Linked DNA regions of Homo sapiens: region 1 is linked to region 2. Evidence: chromatin loops called from intact Hi-C (ENCODE). Cell type or tissue: PC-3. All regions are shown on one strand. Links, peaks and the distances in the headings refer to the core of each region. The heading gives the core; the rest is flanking DNA. Region 1 has its middle 16 kb from the start of SLC7A10. Region 2 has its middle 8.6 kb from the start of CEBPA.

Evidence for each region. Hi-C counts contacts between places; a loop is a spot of excess contacts. Peaks named below come from ENCODE experiments on the same cell type or tissue, not always from the same donor. Only the 100,000 strongest peaks of a DNase experiment are listed, where the experiment ranks them.
Region 1: it touches region 2 in a loop (2.6-fold over the local background); 31 of 110 quality-filtered maps call a loop at or near these places.

Annotation. Positions count from the first base shown.
Region 1 is chr19:33,237,884-33,246,204 of GRCh38, forward strand. No RefSeq gene overlaps it. Among named protein-coding and RNA genes, the nearest start is that of SLC7A10, 16 kb to the left of the region's middle. RefSeq lists a silencer at 3,734-3,833. In PC-3, for the core only: a CTCF peak has its summit at 3,940 (motif pointing right); no DNase peak of the experiment used is centred there.
Region 2 is chr19:33,289,736-33,298,056 of GRCh38, forward strand. No RefSeq gene overlaps it. Among named protein-coding and RNA genes, the nearest start is that of CEBPA, 8.6 kb to the right of the region's middle. RefSeq lists enhancers at 1,826-2,409, 3,667-4,617. In PC-3, for the core only: no CTCF peak of the experiment used is centred there; DNase peaks (open chromatin) are centred at 1,456 and 3,726; H3K4me3 peaks cover 1,222 bases; H3K27ac peaks cover 2,222 bases.

The DNA of each region.
Region 1 (8,321 bases), core at 88-8,087, 52 kb before region 2:
GACATTGATCTTCCTTCACTCCCAGGTCTCACCTCCCTTCCCTTAGCCATGGGACATCCTCCTTCTGCAGACAAGAACCCTGGGGTGGTCCTCCCTATCCCCTGCCCCCCGTGAGCATCTAAACCTGGTTCATCTAACCAGACTCCTTCTCCTGCTGTAAAGAATCTTATTGTATCTCCTTACCACCCCAAAGTAAAATTCATAGATCATAGAATCCCAGCCAGACTTTCAAAATCCATCTAATGTCGTAGCTTTAAAATAAGGAAGAAATAGGCCAGGCACAGTGGCTCATGCTGTAGTCCCAGCACTTTGGGAGGCTGAGGAGGATCACACGAGGCCAGGAGTTCAAGGCTGCGGTGAGCCACGACTGCGCCACTGCACTCCAGCTGGGGTGACAGAGCAAGACCCTGTCTCTAAAAACAATAAATAAATAAAATAAGGAAGAAATAAAAGGAAAGTAATTTATAATTTCATTATGTATATTCAACTGGAAAGAGGCCTGGGTGTGACCTACAGTGGACTCAGATGTGGGTTGCACAGAATGGCAGAGGCTGTCACTGCTGCAGACACAGACGGGAGCAGGGTTACCCTCAGGGCTCAGGTGCCTGCTGGGGCCACCCTGTGATCTTGGGGATGTGTTTCTCCAAAATGGCAAATGCTTCTTGGTAAATTTCCAAACAAAACAAAGCTCCATCTCCCCTCAGCTTTCATGCTCATTGCATCCCTAGAAATTGTGCATCTGGAAAAGACGCCGAACAGAAGTAGTCATTCCCGATAGGGTCATTACCGATAGGGTTTATTAGCAATCCTACATCAGAGTTCCTCATGCCCCGCGCTGTGGATATGTTGAGCAGAATAACTGCTGTGCAGTGGGGTATGCTCGGCAGCAGCCCTGGCCTCTACCCTCTAAATGCCAGCAGTACCCCTAGGTCATGACAATCAGAAGTGGCTCCAGACACTGAGAAATGTCCCCTGAGGGGCAAAATTGTTCCCAGTTGGCGCCCCATCCCCACCTCCTGCCCACACAGAACTCCCTCCTCTCTTGTGTGGGGTGCGGGGCAACTTGCCACCAGGCGGGATGCCCCTCACACAGCAGGTCCCTGCCACCCCATGACTACAGCACCCCATTACTGCAGCCAGTGAACCCCCTCACACTTCTAAACTACCCCAGGGGAGAAGCAAAACCACTGTTGTGGGCCTCTGACCTCCCTGATTCTCTAATCTGGGTGGGTGTGGGGGCAGTGATGCCAAGAAGCTCCTTCCCTTCCCAGCACACACTGCAAGATCTGCGGTCCTCATTTCTCCCAGGCCTGGCTACTCTGTAACAGCTGCATCCTTACTGGCCCTGTGGGGACATGGGACGTGTCCCTGCCGTGGCTCCCAGCGGCCCCGGTGTGCTGGGCCTTTCTGCCTCCCTTAATTCCACCTTCCCTGTTCCAGCTGCTTGGAATGTCCTCAGTGCTTTTCCTCTGCAGTTACCCTGGAATTCCAGGGGAGTGCTTGGGTTGGTGGAACCTTCTTAGCCCAGGTATCCTCCTCCTCCAGGGAGCCCTCCGGAAATGTCCCTCCCTTGATAGGCTGGGGCCAGCACTCCCTCCCCGGCTTCTTTAGCCCATGGGAGGCAGCATCCACTCATTGTGTTCCTCCTTCCCTGCCTCCTGCTCCCCCATACCATCCCTTAACCCAGCCAGAGTCATTCCTCTTTGTAGCATCCCAGTCCTGGCCCAGAGTCTGGCTCCTAAAAGGCACTATAAATATTGGTGGCAAAGTTGAGGCTGTGACACTCAGTTCAATTTTTTTTTTTTTTTTTTAAAGAGACAAGGTCTTACTTACTCTGTCACCCAGGCTGGAGTGCAGTGGTGCAGTCATAGCTCACTGCAGCCTCAAACCTCTGGGCTCTAGCAATCTTCCGGCTCAGCATCCTGAGTAGCTGGGGTTACAGGTGTGAACCACCGTGCCTAGCTAATTAAAAAGAAAAAAAGTTTTTTTGTAGAGACAGGGTCTCACCATGTTGCCCAGGCTGGTCTTGAACTTCTGGCCTCAAGCAACTGTCCCGCCTCAGCCTCCCAAAGTGTTGGGATTACGAGTGTGAACTTCAATTCAATTCAATTGGCCCTTCAATTCTGTGTTCATTCACTGAAGATTCCAATGCCCCTCCCCCATCTAAAGTGGGGCAGACCAGAGGGAGGAGCAGTGGAGGCGGGGTGGACAGGGTCCCAGCGCTGGAGGAGACCCATCTGTGAGCCACCTGGAATCTCATCTGCCTGCCCAAGGCTTCTGCCCCTTCTACAGGAATGGGAGTCCCTTCAGGTGGACATAGGAGTTTCTCCATCTGAAAGTGCCCACCAGGGAAGAACTGCGCCAATCCCGATGGGCACTGGGGCTGAGGGAGGGCACTGGGGATGCAAGGACCCTCTAACTCCACCCATAGAACCCTTTTAGGGGCCCAGGCCTCCAGGCCAGCTCCCTGGCACACACCACTTGTGGAGTATGAACTTCCAGCCCCTAAGCCTCCGGGCTTTGAGCACAGCCTGGGCAGCAGCTGCAGGCACACTGGGGTGCCCACTCACTCTTCATCCTGCCCATGCCTGCCCATCTCTAGCCAAGGTCCATACCATGCACACAGGTGAGTGCTGTGGGGAAGAGCACACAGAGGCTGCAGCTGGCCCCCCGGGCAGGTCCTCAGCCCACTAGGCCCCTAGCCCAACCCTGGCTGAGACCCCAGCCTGCCCTGTGGGTGCCCGGCTTCTGTGACACCTCCGTTGCATAAGCGGGGACTAGAGGTCAGGTGAAGGCTGCAGGGGAGGGGGCTCTCTAGTGGATGAGGCCACCTCCCAGCTGGCAGGGCTGAGTGCATGGCAGTGAGGGACGCCTGGGTCCTGGGAAGGCACAGGAGGTAGAGACCCCGAGGCCCTGCCAGCTTCCCCGCGCAAGCCTGGGAAGCAAAGTGCCCACATCTTCTGTTTCTGTCAGTTCCTGCCAAGTCCCAGTGCCTACAACTGGGAAATGGGGCAAGTCACCTTCTCCTTCCTCTCTTGGTGGCTCTGGAAGGAAAAAGCCAGTGGTGTCACCTGAAGGCAGCCCCTTTAGGCAGGCTGGGTCTGGGGTCTCAGATGCCTGGTGCTGCCCGGTGCTGCTGGCCACGTGTGCCCCCGTGCCTTGGTTGGCAGGGTTCTGGGCAGCCCCGCCTACAGGCCTTTCCCCCCGTTCTTCGGGCTCCCCTGTGTGATGCAGGCGGCCTGGCCCTGGCCCGGAAGGGAGGCCGCTCTTGGCTGATGCTCACATGCCCACTCCTGGGCCTGGCCTGGCTCCTGGGCCCTCTCCCATGCCCATGTCCTCGAGGGCCACCAGGAGACGGGCCCTGGTTGGGGCAGACGTCGCCTTGGGGCTGGTCCCTCCTGGGCTTCTGGCTGGGTTGGTGACCTCCTTCCCCACTGGGTTCTGGCTGGGTGTTCACCTGGGGCTCCTGGCTCTGTCCCAGGTTGGCTTTCACAGCAGCAACCGTGAGGCCTGGCTGGGAGGAGGTGGGTGGAAAGTCCAAGGCTCCTCCTCTAGGCCTCCCTCCCCGGGGGGACTAGCTGATCACGGGGGGTGCTCCTGGGCAGGCACTCCTGGGGGTGAGGGGTGGTTGGGGGGTGCATGTGGTCCGGTAGGGCACTGGAGAAGACCCTCTGCCCAGAGGGCCCCAGGACACCCCTTCCCATAGGCCCACACGGCTCTGTGGCCGTGTGCGTGGGAGGGAGGGAGGGATGAGTGTCACAGCGGGTGTGAGTGCGCCTGTGGGTGAGGCCCGGAGAGCCGGCACGGGGGCGGGGGACCGTGAGAACCAGTCTGTGGGTGGAGACCTAGGGCAGGGGTGCCCTTCCTTTCTGGGATGTCCCAGGCCAAGGAGTTTGGGGGCTTGGGGGCCCACAGTGCAAGAGGAAATCCTGGCCACTAGGTGTCACCCGGAGCCCATGGGACAGAAGCAGGTCCCCCCCACCGCCCCCGGGGAGGGGTCGGAGCCCCTTACCTCCCAGGTATGCCCACTCCCGCAGCTGGGGGGAATCCCTGGTCTGTCACGGTGTCTGAGGGTCCACTCGCAGTGGGGAGCTGGTGGCACGGCGTTGCCCTGTGCAGGAGGCCATATGCTCTATGGAAGCACCCCGTCCCCACCTCCTGCCCATACAGACCCAGACTGAGGACGGAGCCAGTGACAGGTGGGGATGCAGCATCCCTCCCAGCCCACCCAGCCCCTCTGATGCCCGGGTGCCTGCGGCAGGGGCCCCCTCGTGCCAGCCCCTCCAAGGGAGCAGCTTGGACCTATGCCTGCCGTGCTTGCCGGCCTCAGGATGGAGGAGGGAAGGGTCCTCGTTCACAACCACCCCCCATCCCCCTTAGGTCCAGCTCAGCAAATTAGGGTCCCAAAGCCCTGCCCAGACCACTGGGGGCCTTTTGCAGCCTTTCAGAGCTGGTCCCCACCCTCCTGCTGTGCATCCACTCATCCAAAGCACAGCAAGGACCTACTGTGTGCTGGGAGGGCCCTGCCCGGCGGAGCTCACGTGTGATGGGATGTCAGCCGCCAAATATAGAAACCAGAAAATTTGTTTTTATTCATTTATTTATGAGACAGAGTCTTGCTCTGTTGCCCAGGCTGGAGTGCGGTGGCACTATCTGGGCTCACTGCAACCTCCGCCTCCTGGGTTCAAGTGATTCTCCTGCCTCAGCCTCTTGAGTAGCTGGGACTACAGGCATGTGCCACCATGACCTGCTAATTTTTGTAGTTTTAGTAGAGACAGGGTTTCACCATGTTGGTCAGGCTGGTCTCAAACTCTGACCTCAAGTGATCCATCTGCCTCAGCCTCCCAATACAGGCATGAGCCACCGTGCCCGGCTAACACTTATATTTTTTGTACAGGGTTTCACCATACTGGCCAGGATGGTCTCGAACTCCAGACCTCAGGTGATCGCCCGCCTTGGCCTCCCAAAGTGCTGGGATTACAGGTGTGAGCCACTGTGCCTGGCCTAAACCAGAGAATTTGTAATGGAGACAGTGACACACAGGAAAACATCATGGAGGAACTGGAAGGGCCGTGGGTGAGGTGGCAGCTTTGGTGGGGCTTGGGGGAGGGGAGCACCCCCAGGGAGGGACTTGTGAGAAAGTGAGGAAGAGCATCAGTGAGGTGAGCACCCCAGGGAAAGGCATTAGGGCAGCTGGAACAGTCCGTGCTAAGGCCCCAAGGCAGGAACGAGCCAAACCTGTCAGTGAAACACCAGGACCTGTGTGGACTGGGGCGGTGATGCAGGTGGGAGGTGGGAGGAAACAGAGGGTCTTGGACCGTGTTGCCTTCTCCCCAGGCCCTCAGGGACCATCCCTGCCACAGTGGAGCCTTTTGGCTGGCACATGAGGCTGTCCTAGCCGAGGCTGGTCCTGGCTGGTGAGGAGAAGATGCCATGGCTCAGGGGGTCAAACGGGATCCAACCCTCACATCCCTGTAGGCTGAGGAGCAGATACAATCCCAAGAGAGGCTGGGTAAGGTAGCTCTCGCCTGTAATCCCAGCACCTGGGGAAGCCAGTGTGGGAGGATTTCTTGAGTCCAGCCTGGGCAACGTAGCACGACCCTGTCTCAACAGGTGGAAAGAAAAACAAGAAAACCCCCCCAAATACTTAGCCAGGCATGGTGGTGTGTGCCTGTAGTCCCAGTTACTCAGGAGGCTGAGGTGGGAGGATCGCTTGAGCCCAGGAGTTTGAGGCTGCAGTGAGCTGTGATCATACCACTGCACGCTAGTGACAGAGTGAGACCCTGCTTAAAAAAAAAAATCATGGAGGGGCCCTTTCCTCACTGGCTGAGCGGTCCCCAAGGCAGGGCATGGCTGGTCTGTCCCAGCTGCCAGGCTCCTAGACAGGGTCTTCTTGGCTGGGGGGCAAGGTTGGCTGAGGTAGGGCAGAGGGAAGGGCGGCAGAGGTCCTGTCCCAGCACCCCTCTGCTGCTCAGCTCTTTGCAGTATCTGCACACCCCAGAGTAAAACCAAAGACCTTGCCACAGCAGTGACCCTACACGCAGCCCCAGAAGCTCGTTCACCTCATCAACTCTCCCTGTCACCCAGCTGGCACCACCACACTACTCCTTAAGTAGGGACGCTCCTGCCCCAGGGCTTTTGTGCTGGTGGCACCTCTGCCTGGAATGCCCTTTCCCCAAAACCCTCAGAGCTCCTCACCCCTTCACCCCACTGCAGGACTCTGCCAAATGCCACCTTCCCAGGAAGCTTTCTCTGCCCGTTCCATTGAAAAGCACATTCCCCACCTCAGCACTTTCTTTCCTTTCCTTTTCTTTTCTTTTTTCCTCCCTCCCTCTTTCTTTCTCTCTCTTTCTTTCTCTTTCTTTCTTTCTTTCTTTCTTTCTTTCTTTCTTTCTTTCTTTCTTTCTTTCTTTCTTTCTTTCTTTCTTTCTTTCCTCTCTTTCTTTTCTTTCTTTCTTTCTCTCTCCTTCCTTCCTTCCCTCCTTCTCTTTCTTTCTTTTCTCTGTTTCTCTCTTTCTGTCTTTCTCTCTTTCTTTCTTTTTTATTTTTTAGAGAAAGTCTCACTCTCTCATCCAGGCTGGAGTGCAGTGGTGCCATCAGAGCTCACTGCAGTCTCAAACTCCTGGGCTCAAGCAATCTTCCCGCCTCAGCCTCCTGAGTAGCTAGGATCACAGGTGAGCACCACCATGGCTGACTAACATTTCTTAAGATTTTTTTTTCTTTTTTGTAGAGACAGGGTCTCACTATGTTGCCCAGGCTGGACTCGGACTCCTGGCCTCAAAGGATCCTCCCACCTTGGCCTCCAATAGTGCTGGGATTACAGGTGTGAGTCACTGCGCCCGGCCAACCACCTTGGTATTTTCTATCCTCTTTGCCCTGCTTCTCCCCTGACCACCATGTGAACTTCTAGATCTTTTACTTGTTTATTTTTATGGCCCATCTCTCCCACTACCCACACTAGGCTGCAAGCTGAATGGTCTGTTTTGTTTACCAAGGCATCCACACCACCTAGCACAGTGCCCGCAAACACAGCAACAAATACTTGAATGAATGAATGGGATTGAATAGGACAAGGCTCCCCCATCCTTCCTGACCTCATCTGGCCACAGTAGGACCAGGATTTGGGCCTTAGCATCCACCCATCTCCAGCAGAGGCCAAGGCCTAAGCAAGGTGTCGTGTGCCTCAAGACGGCCGAGCCACTGACCACAGCACATCTGCTCCTGCTTGATGGTCCTGGGAACTGCGTTTTACCTGCAGCAAATCACATTCAGTCACCTCAGGCAAACACTGCAAGGCGTGAAACGTGGGCAATGTGCTGTGCCACACATGTTACATGGAGGCACTGGGGACATGTAGGAGGATGAAGGAAACTGCATCGCAGGGAAGAGGTGATGCCTTGGGGAGAGACAGGCCTCAACTGTCCTGCCTCCCCTGGGGGAGGTGTCAGTGGACTACTGAGTGAAGATGTCCTGCTATCAGGGTCCCCTCGTGCCAAGTTTCTAGTGGCAAGGCAGGGCCTCCCCTGGGAGCCTCTCACATACCTGCCCCTTCACTAGAGGGCATGAAATCTACTCCAGCCCAAGGCTGCGCAGCTCTGAGATGGACCCTGTCTCTCTGAATTGCCTCTTCTGATTCTCAAGAGGTATTTAAAGCGGATCTCTACTTGCTTTTTACTTATTTTTGAGAAAAGTTCTCACTCTGTCACCCAGGCTAGAGGGCAGTGGCATGATCACAGCTGGCTGCAGCCTCGAACTCCTGGGCTCAAGCTATCCTCCTGCCTCAGCCTCCCAAAGTGCTGGGATTACAGGTGTAAGCCACCAGGACCAGCCTCCTCTTGCTTTTGGCTTATCCAGTTTCCCTAAATTAATTTTGTGTGCCTTTTAGGAGAAGATGGGGTCAGTAATGCATTAGAGCCCAATTAATCATTCTAAAAAAAGATCTGATTGAGACATACTTATAAAGCGACTCCTAGAGCTGAAAGGTCAAAATCTAGCCTAGATATTGAAAAACATTTTTAGAGAAATGTATTCGAAAAGCTCAATGCTCTTTTTAAGGTGAGAGGTGGGGAGCCTCAAATTTTGGGAGCCCTTGAAGGGACCTGAAGGAACCCCAGGGATTTCTTGGAGCATAATTTGAAAACCACAGATTAAACTCAAGATATCCTCATTGCAGGGAGGAACCACATTCTGAGGCCTATTTTTATGACAATGGCTAGTAGAGCCAGTCTGCAGTACCTGATGTCCCCAGTAGGGGTCACTTCTAGGAGGAAGCCTCTGCCAGGCCCTGGTGTAATCAAGGAGGGCTCCAGGCCCAAGTGGGC
Region 2 (8,321 bases), core at 127-8,126:
GTGGGTGAGGAATGCCTCTCTCCCACCCTGATTCAGTGCTGATGCTGATATCTTCCTCCTAGACACTGTTCCTCTTCTGTCCACCGACCTTTGTCTCCCCATTCTGTGCCTGGGCCCTTAAGGGTGCTTGGTGGAGACTCATTCACTAGCTGACTGATATGAATTGGTCCAAAGGAGCTTTGTCCCTCGCTTCCCAGCACACCAGCATCACCTGGGACCTGGCTGTCAAAGACCTAGGAGCTGGGCTCCAGGGGCAGGCAGGGTATTACCCAACCCTGGGTCCTACCATCCTCTACCTCCCAGCCTTGTGCTTTCTTGGACAGGCGAGTGATCTGGCTGGCAGGTGGGTAGCTTGTTTGTGACTCACGCTCCCCACCTTGGTGGCCAGGTGGCCTGGTCCCTGGCCTCCTCATGGTGACTCGTCCTGGAATCAGGTTCCTGCAGTTGCTCTGTTCTGGAGGGACACCATTCATCATCTTGCCTCTGGGAATCTCGGCACGCCTCTCAGACATGCTCAAACAGAGAGGCTGCCAAACCTGTGCCGGGTCACACAGCAGGTGTGTGATGAGGCCAGGGCGCACACACAGTCCCACACCCCCAGTGGGCGGGAAGGCAGGCCCAGCCCTTGTGTAACCAGCGTCAGGGCCTGGGCACTGTGAGCAGCTTCATGGTGGAGCTCAGGGAGGCCCTGGTCCCACCCTTGTCCTCAGGCATGTGCCAGATTCCCCCACCCCCAGCAGCAGGTCCCTCCAGGCCCCTGTGCTGGGCAGGACACCAGTCCCAGGGCAAAAGCAGAGAGGGGTGGCCAAGTGGTGGTTGATCTCTCAGCCCCTAATGAGCAAAGCCTGGGGTGTCATGTGGTCTCCCAGATCTGGCTCTGCAATGTCTCAGACATGCCGTTCGATTTTGAAATTCTCAAAGATGTTCCAAACAGCATGCAGTTGATTTAATTTTTTAAATTGAAAACTAAAGGAAATTGAGTTGAAGAATGTTGAGTGGAGGCAGTGGCGGGAGGTGTGATGGAATTGAGCCAATCATGAGGGCATTGGGGAAACAGGAGCATTTCACTCCCCTGGGTGGATTTGGGGGTACAGAGGGTTAAACTACCCCACTGGATGGGGAGTCTAGGAGCTCAGGTGCCGCTCCTGCCTGTGTTCCAGCCCTGGTCTTATCACTGCTTCCGGTGAGAAGGGTCCCTGAGGGGCCTAGGCTCTATGGCACTGGGCACCTGGCTGGGGCATCTCCTAGGATGCCTGGCTCCTGGGTGAGCGGCTGGGACCCTGAGGAGTCTGATGCTTCCCAGGGAGGCAGAGGAACCCAGAGCAGGCTGCTGTCCCTCCAGCGTGGCTCACGCACCGCCCCCAGGCAGCGCTGCCCCATATAGCAACATCACTGCCTCACTCAAGATGCTCACCTCACCTCTGACACATTTCAGGCTTGGAGCCATCGTCCCCACCTCCCCTCGGCTCAGGGGCCTGGCCTGTGACTCATGCCTCCACCTCTCCCAGACAAGATTGCTCCTTGAACAAAGGAGCACAGGCCTTGGTGAACTTGGGAATTGCACTTGAGGGGACCCTGAGCCCCTGGGTCTGACCCCTCCAGCCCTGCATCGGCCTTGAGATCACATGCAGGTGGCACGTGGCTGCACCCGCACCAGCACCCCCACATCGCCCCTCTCCCCGGTTGCTCTGGGAGTCACCCACACCCCAGCCTCTCCTCTGTCCTTTCTGCTGCCCTGCACCGAGCCCAGCTGATCTGCAGGGTGAAGAAGCCAATGATTTAAGGCCTCCCAGCCCCTCTTCATAATTGTGGCCCTCCTTTGCCTTGGCAAGTGGAATCCAACAGCTTCCTGTGCTTGAACAGGGAGACGAAGGGGCCCAAGAGCTGCCTGCCTTCCTTGCCTGAGGAGTTTGCTTATTAACTTGAATTACCCTCGTGGTAGCATTCCTGGCAGGGCAGGGAAGAGCAGGGTTGGTTTCTAGAACCTTTTCCTGTTGGCGGCCCCGGCGCTAGGGAAGCTTGGCTGAGGCCTCCTCCTACCTGCCTTCTTGCCCCTCCTCCAGGACACCCCAGGACCCCAGAAGCTTCCCTGGTTGTTGGAAGCCCTGCCTGGGTGGCTCTCCTGCAGGGCTCACGCTGACCTCCTGGGCCCGAGCTGGGTTGGGCAAATGGAAACCAGCTGTGATGCCAAGTGCTGAGATGACACAGTTGAGAAGTGAGGGGGCAAGGGAGCAGGATGTGTCCCCCACCCCTGACACACACAGCACATGTCTCTGGCTCCCTTCTCACCAGCAAGGGGAAGGCAGGACCCCCACCCTCACCCCTTTACTTGCTGAGGTCACAGCCTTCCAAACAGAAGTTAACTGGGAGGCCCTTGGGGCCGAGGACTCTCTCAGTACCTGGGGAGGCTGCCACCCCAGTGAGAATACTTGTTCTCTCTTGAACTCCCCATGGGTCGTCACCTGGGATTCTGCACTTGTATGAAGGACATTAAAACAAATCTTGTAGAGATGGGGGTCTGGCTATGCTGCCCAGTCTTATCTCAAACTCCTGGCTTCAAGCCATCCTCCCACTTCGGCCTCCCAAAGCGCTGGGATTACAGGCATGAGCCACTGCGCCTGGCCCACGAAGAGCATTTTACTTCGACAAGCACACGGGGCACCTGTGCCTGCTCATCTGAGTGTCGTACAGGCTTTGACCACTGTGCTTAGCCTTCAAAGTCACTGGCAAGGGGGCTCTGCCCCCAGAATGAGCTCATTAAGTGTTTTCTAAGCAAATGAAAGGCATCCTTTGTGGGGGGGAGGGGGTGTGGAAATCTAAGCAACATTAAAATGACTTCAGTTGTTTGGTTATTTGGAACAAGCATTTTGCCCTAAATTCTTAAGAAGGCTGTCTCCTTCCACTGCGTTTTTCAGGGACCAAGGTGTGCCCTAGCCTCCCACTCTGCCTTCTGCCCCAGCACGTGGGAATCATTAGCTGGAGCCAAGTGTCTCATAAGCTTTCCCTGTTTATCTTTCACAACTCCATGACATGCTACTTGTTTTGCATACATTTTGCATAAAAGGAAACTGAAGCTCGGAGAAACTGACAGACTCAGTGCGGGGCCACCCAGTCAGCAGGAGGCAAGGCCAGGATTTGGTTTGATGCCAGGATGGCACGGCCCTCTTCCCATGGGCCATCCTCATCACGGGATGGGAGAAACGGGAAACGCCTCCTTGTCACCCGTGAACAAACTGCTTTGCTCCAGAAACCGACTCAGCACACACCTCGAGTGTGCACTCTGTCAGGGTGCCCGGGCTTCACTTACGTGTCCGGTACGAGACTGAAGGCCCACTGTGAGCCAGGGTTCTGTAGCCTTCAGCTCCATGCCCAGTGGTCCTGGCTCCAGGCAAGTAGCACTTGTGATGCTGAATGAGGCATATATTTCAGCATGACAGACCACAGTGCCTTCAGATTGTTCCGGGATAAATCCTTTGTCCTGTGGCCTCCTGGGCTAAGGCCAATTAAACAGCTGCCAGGTAGGGCTTATTCCCTATAAATCAGTGGGAATGTGGCCACATGAATTTTAAATATCAGATTAAAATCAAATTAGTGGGAAAATTTGGAACAAATTGCCTTCAAGTACAGTGAATGAGTCTATTTTTAAAACACTGCCGCACCAGGCAAAAGAGTGAAGCAAACACACATTTCCTAACAGCGAGTAGACACCGTGCTGGGAGTGATCTGTCATGCTTAGTCACGGTAATTGCTCTAGCAAAACTCAGGAATCAAATAAAACGTGTTTGCAAATTGTAAATCGCTCCAGGAGGCTACTTCAGACGGGTCCTAACCTGATGCTGAAGGTCACGGCGGCTCCCTTTGGAGCAGACACCCAGCCCTGACGCCCCCTTGACCCATCCCCACCCCCTTTCTCTGAGCAGGGGTTGAGCCGGCTGAGACCATTGCCCAACATGTGCACGGGAAAGGCCGCTGTAAATCAGCCACATTTCCGCATCTGCGGGAGGGCATGGCATTCTTGGGGGGTGCTGGGGAGGGTGCTCTGGTTGGCTGGAGGGAGGTGAGGGAGTCTCCGAGGCCACCATGGCCGAGGCAGAGAAGAAATGGCGGCGGTGGCTCAGGGAAGAGAGGCTGTGTTTCTGGTGAAAGGTTGGGCTGCCATTTGGCTGAAGAAAAGATCTTCAGATCCAAGAGGGCTTGGGACAGGCGGTGAGGGCTCCCTCAAGCCCCGTCCGGGTCCCTGTGTGACATGCCCTGGCTCTAGGCCACCACATTTGGTCCCTAGCCTCCCCACCCTCAGGCTGTAGTCCCTCAATAACAACCTTGCCAGTCGTCCTAGAGTGGAGATAAGAGGAGAGACATGAAGCCTTGAAATAGCTTTTAAAGCAGAAATGTGGCCGTTCTCGTTCCCCCGTGCTCACCTGCGGCTCCTGCAGCTTGGGGGCAGACAGGGCTGCTTCTCCCCTACCCTGTCCTCTCTTTTGGAAATCTTACCTCCTCCCCGCACAGTCTCCTGCAGAGCATGACTGTCTCTCTGGGGCCTGGCCAGACCTCTGATTCTGGTGATAAACTAATCACATGAAGGCAGGGAAGATTATCTAGGACCGGATGGGTTACCTTTCTTAGGATTCTTGAATGTTAAAAGTAACTTCAGGGGCCGGGTGCTGTGGCTCATGCCTGTAATCCCAGTGCTTTGGGAAGCCGAAGAGAGAGGGTCGCTTGAGCCCAGGAGTTCCAGACCAGCCTGGGCAACAAAGTGAAATCCCTTCTCTACAAAAATATTTGAAAATTAGCCTGGTGTAGTGGAATGTGCCTATAGTCCCAGCTACTTGACCTCTTGAGTCCAGGAGGTGGAGGTTGTACTCCCGCCTGGGCAACAGAGAGAGACCCTGACTCAAAAGAACAAAACAGGCCAGTCATGGTGGCTCACGCCTGTAATCCCAACACTCTGGGAGGCCCAGGAGGGTGGATCACCTGAAGTCAGGGGTTCGAGACCAGCCTGGCCAACATGGTGAAACCCCTGTCTCTACTAAAAATACAAAAAGTACCTGGGTGTGGTGGTGTGTGCCTGTAATCCCAGCTACTCAGGAGGCCAAGGCAGGAGAATCACTTGAACCCGGGAGGTGGAGGTTGCAGTGAGCTGAGAATGCACCATTGCATTCCAGCCCGGGCGACAAGAGTGAAATCCCATCTCAAAAAAAAAAAAAAAAAAGCCAGGCGTGTTGGCTCACACCTGTAATCCCAGCACTTTTGGAGGCCAAGGTAGGCGAATCACTAGAGGTCAGGAGTTCGAGGCCAGCCTAGCCAACATGGTGAAACCCCATCGCTACTAAAAATATAAAAAAAAAAATTTAGCCAGGCTTGGTGGTGCATGCTTGTAATCTCAGCTACTTAGGAGGCTGAGGCAGGAGAATCACTTGAATCTGGGAAGCAGAGGTTGCAGTGAGCTGAAATTGCGCCACTGCACTCCAGCCTGGGCAACAGAGTGAGACTTTGTCAAACAAAACCAAACAACAAAGTAACTGTAGAAGCTGCAACTCAGTGGGCCACCACGGGGGAGCCTTATTTACTGTGCTCTTGCGTTGCCTCTGACAATGGTGCGGCTTGCTTGGCGGACCTTGGGCCAACCCAATGGACCCTTGGATAGAAAGGAGAGGGTGAGGATGTCTTGTAAAGAAGGAGAGAGATCCTTGCATTCAAACACGTATGTTCAAGATCTGCATAGCCAGACACTGAAAATCTGCTGCGGCCAAGTTCAGTAGGAGGCCAAGACAGGCAGGAAGGACCCCAGGAGTGGTCATTTGATTTGGCTTTAGGGGCTGGTGTGACCTTGAGGAGAAGAGTTTCCAGGGAGGATAAAGGTGGAGGATGAGGATGAGGGGACAGTGAGGATGAGTGTCAGAAAATGGCTCTCTGGCTATGTGACAACCACAAAGGATGTTTCTTAAACAAGCTAGTTTCCCACCCCAGCTTGATGGCTGCAGGAGAACTACGTCTTTAAGTCGGGTGAGCCTGCAGACAAGTCTGAAAAACGGGGCTGCTATAGAAGAGTCTCACTTCTTGGCTCTGCCTAGAAAAGGCTTTGAATTCGTAGAGGATTCTTTGCCTGTCGCCCTGGTCCAGCCTCTTCTGGGCCCCTCGAGGTAGCTGGGCAGTGTGAACCCTGTGCCCCGCTGCCCCAGAAATCATGCTGGCTTTTGAGAGCTCAGCTGGTCTTGCTCAAAGTGTCTACCACTTTGCATTCTGTTTTTTCTTATTTTTGAGACAGGGTCTTGCTCTGTTGTCCAGGCTGGAGTACAGTGGTGTGATCTACAGCCTCCAACTCCTAGGCTCAAACGATCCTCCCACCTCAGCCTCCCGAGTAGCTGAGACTACAAGCATGTGACACCACACTTGGATAATGTTTTTGGAGACAAAGGGTCTCACTATGTTGCCCAGACTGTTCTTGAACTCCTGGGCTCAAGCAATCCTCCCACCTCAGTCTCTCAAAGTGCTGGAATTACAGGTATGAACCACTGCACCCAGCCTTTGCATTCTAAGGGGAGTTTCTGGACTTCAGGCCTACTGGAGTTCCCCAACACTGTCTTCTGCTATTGTCAAGCACAGGCAGCGGATGTGGGCACAGCAAATGGAGAGAAAGGGTGTCTATGCCAGCCAAACCCGGAGAGGCCTGTTCCTAGTGGGTGGGGCCAGAAGGCTAGAAAAATATAAATAAAAACAAACCGAAGGGAAGCAAAGCTCTTGGGTGCCAGAACGGGGCTGGCCAGGGCTGCAGCTGTCTGAGTAATGGGTTCCACATTTGTCTGGCTTGGTCTGCAGCCACCAGGATCCAGGGTGCACTGTGGGCCTTGCAAGGGCTGGAGGGGACAGTGCAGCTGCAGCTGGACCTAGCATACCCTTACGGCGGCCCCATCCCCGGCCGCCACAACAGGGTGGAGATGTCGCTGCGAGCTTCCACTTCGGCACCCCAGCTTCCCTCCCCTCACAGCCCCACCCCTGCCTGGGGCTCCTGGGTTCCCCCGGCCAACACAGATTGTTCGTGTTATTAATGCCGTTTTCCCAGAGATTCCATCTGGCTTTTTAATTGCTCTGGGATGGGGCTAGGATGCTTTGATAGTGAATCGGTATCTTCCCTGGGCCTCAGCTTACGTCAAACACTCCATCGGCAGAGAGGGGCGTGGGGGAGGGGGAGAGGTGGGGTTGTCCAGAGAGAAGAGATAGCAAGAGTCTTTCACAGAATCAAGAAAGCTTTCAAAGGTGCTAGTGGGTTAGTTTTATCTAAAGAAAGGAAAAAGAGGCCTGGCAGGGTGGCTCACGCTTGTAATCCCAGCACTTTGGGAGGCTGAGGAGGGAAGATCACTTGAGGCCGGCAATTCTGAACCAGCCTGGGAAACACAGTGAGACCCCCACCTCTACGAAAAATAAAATTAATCCCAGCAGCTACTTAAAGGCTGAGTAGGAGGCTGAGGCACGAGGATTGTATGAGTTCAGGAGTTTGAGGTTGTGGGAGTGGTGACTGCACCACTGTACACCATCCTGGGTGACAAAGTGAGACCCTGTCTCTAAAAAAAGAAAAGAACAGAAAAGCCTTCCCGTCCTCACTAGTATAGGAAAGAAACAGCTGGAATATCAACACCATCTAGGCAAGGACTCTGCCCCATGCCTGGAGAAGGCCTGTGGGTGCCTTGGAGGCCCCTCTTGGCTAAACAAAGTCAGGGGTTTCTGCTATCCCTTGTCCTTCCCCATGAGTGGCCCCTTCCCCTCCTGTGAGACCAGCAGCTCCTGGAGGAGGCCTGGCAGGTTCCTGCCTGGGAAGGAGCAGGTGGGAGAGCTGGGAGGGGCAGACACTCCTCACCAGGCCCAGTGGCTCATCGCAGGTGTCAGGGCCAAACCCCACGTTCACAGATTCCCAGGAGATCCAGGAGATAACAGTAATATCCGTGACAGCACTAAGCCATCAGGACGCATCTGGCAGCAGAGGAGATGCCTCCCTCCCTTCTACCCTTGCCCTTTCCTTGAAGGCCAGCTAACCCTGAACAGCGCTGTCACGGGACACAGGGCTCAGGAGTGGCGCAGCAAGGGGGGCGAGGTCCCTGCAGTCAGGTGCTACATGTCAAGGGGAGATCGATCAGGGCAAAGGAGAAGCATCCAGGCATCTTGGGACTGGGGCCAGCAGGAGGCCACCCTCCCCAGGTATTTCATCAAAGCTGCTGCCTCCATAAAGCCCTCCCTGGTGGACCCTGTTCACACTCTGAGATCCCCTTCATTGCACTTGGCAACCTTAAACCACAGCTTAGGGCCTCAAGGGTGTGAGCTCCCCAAGA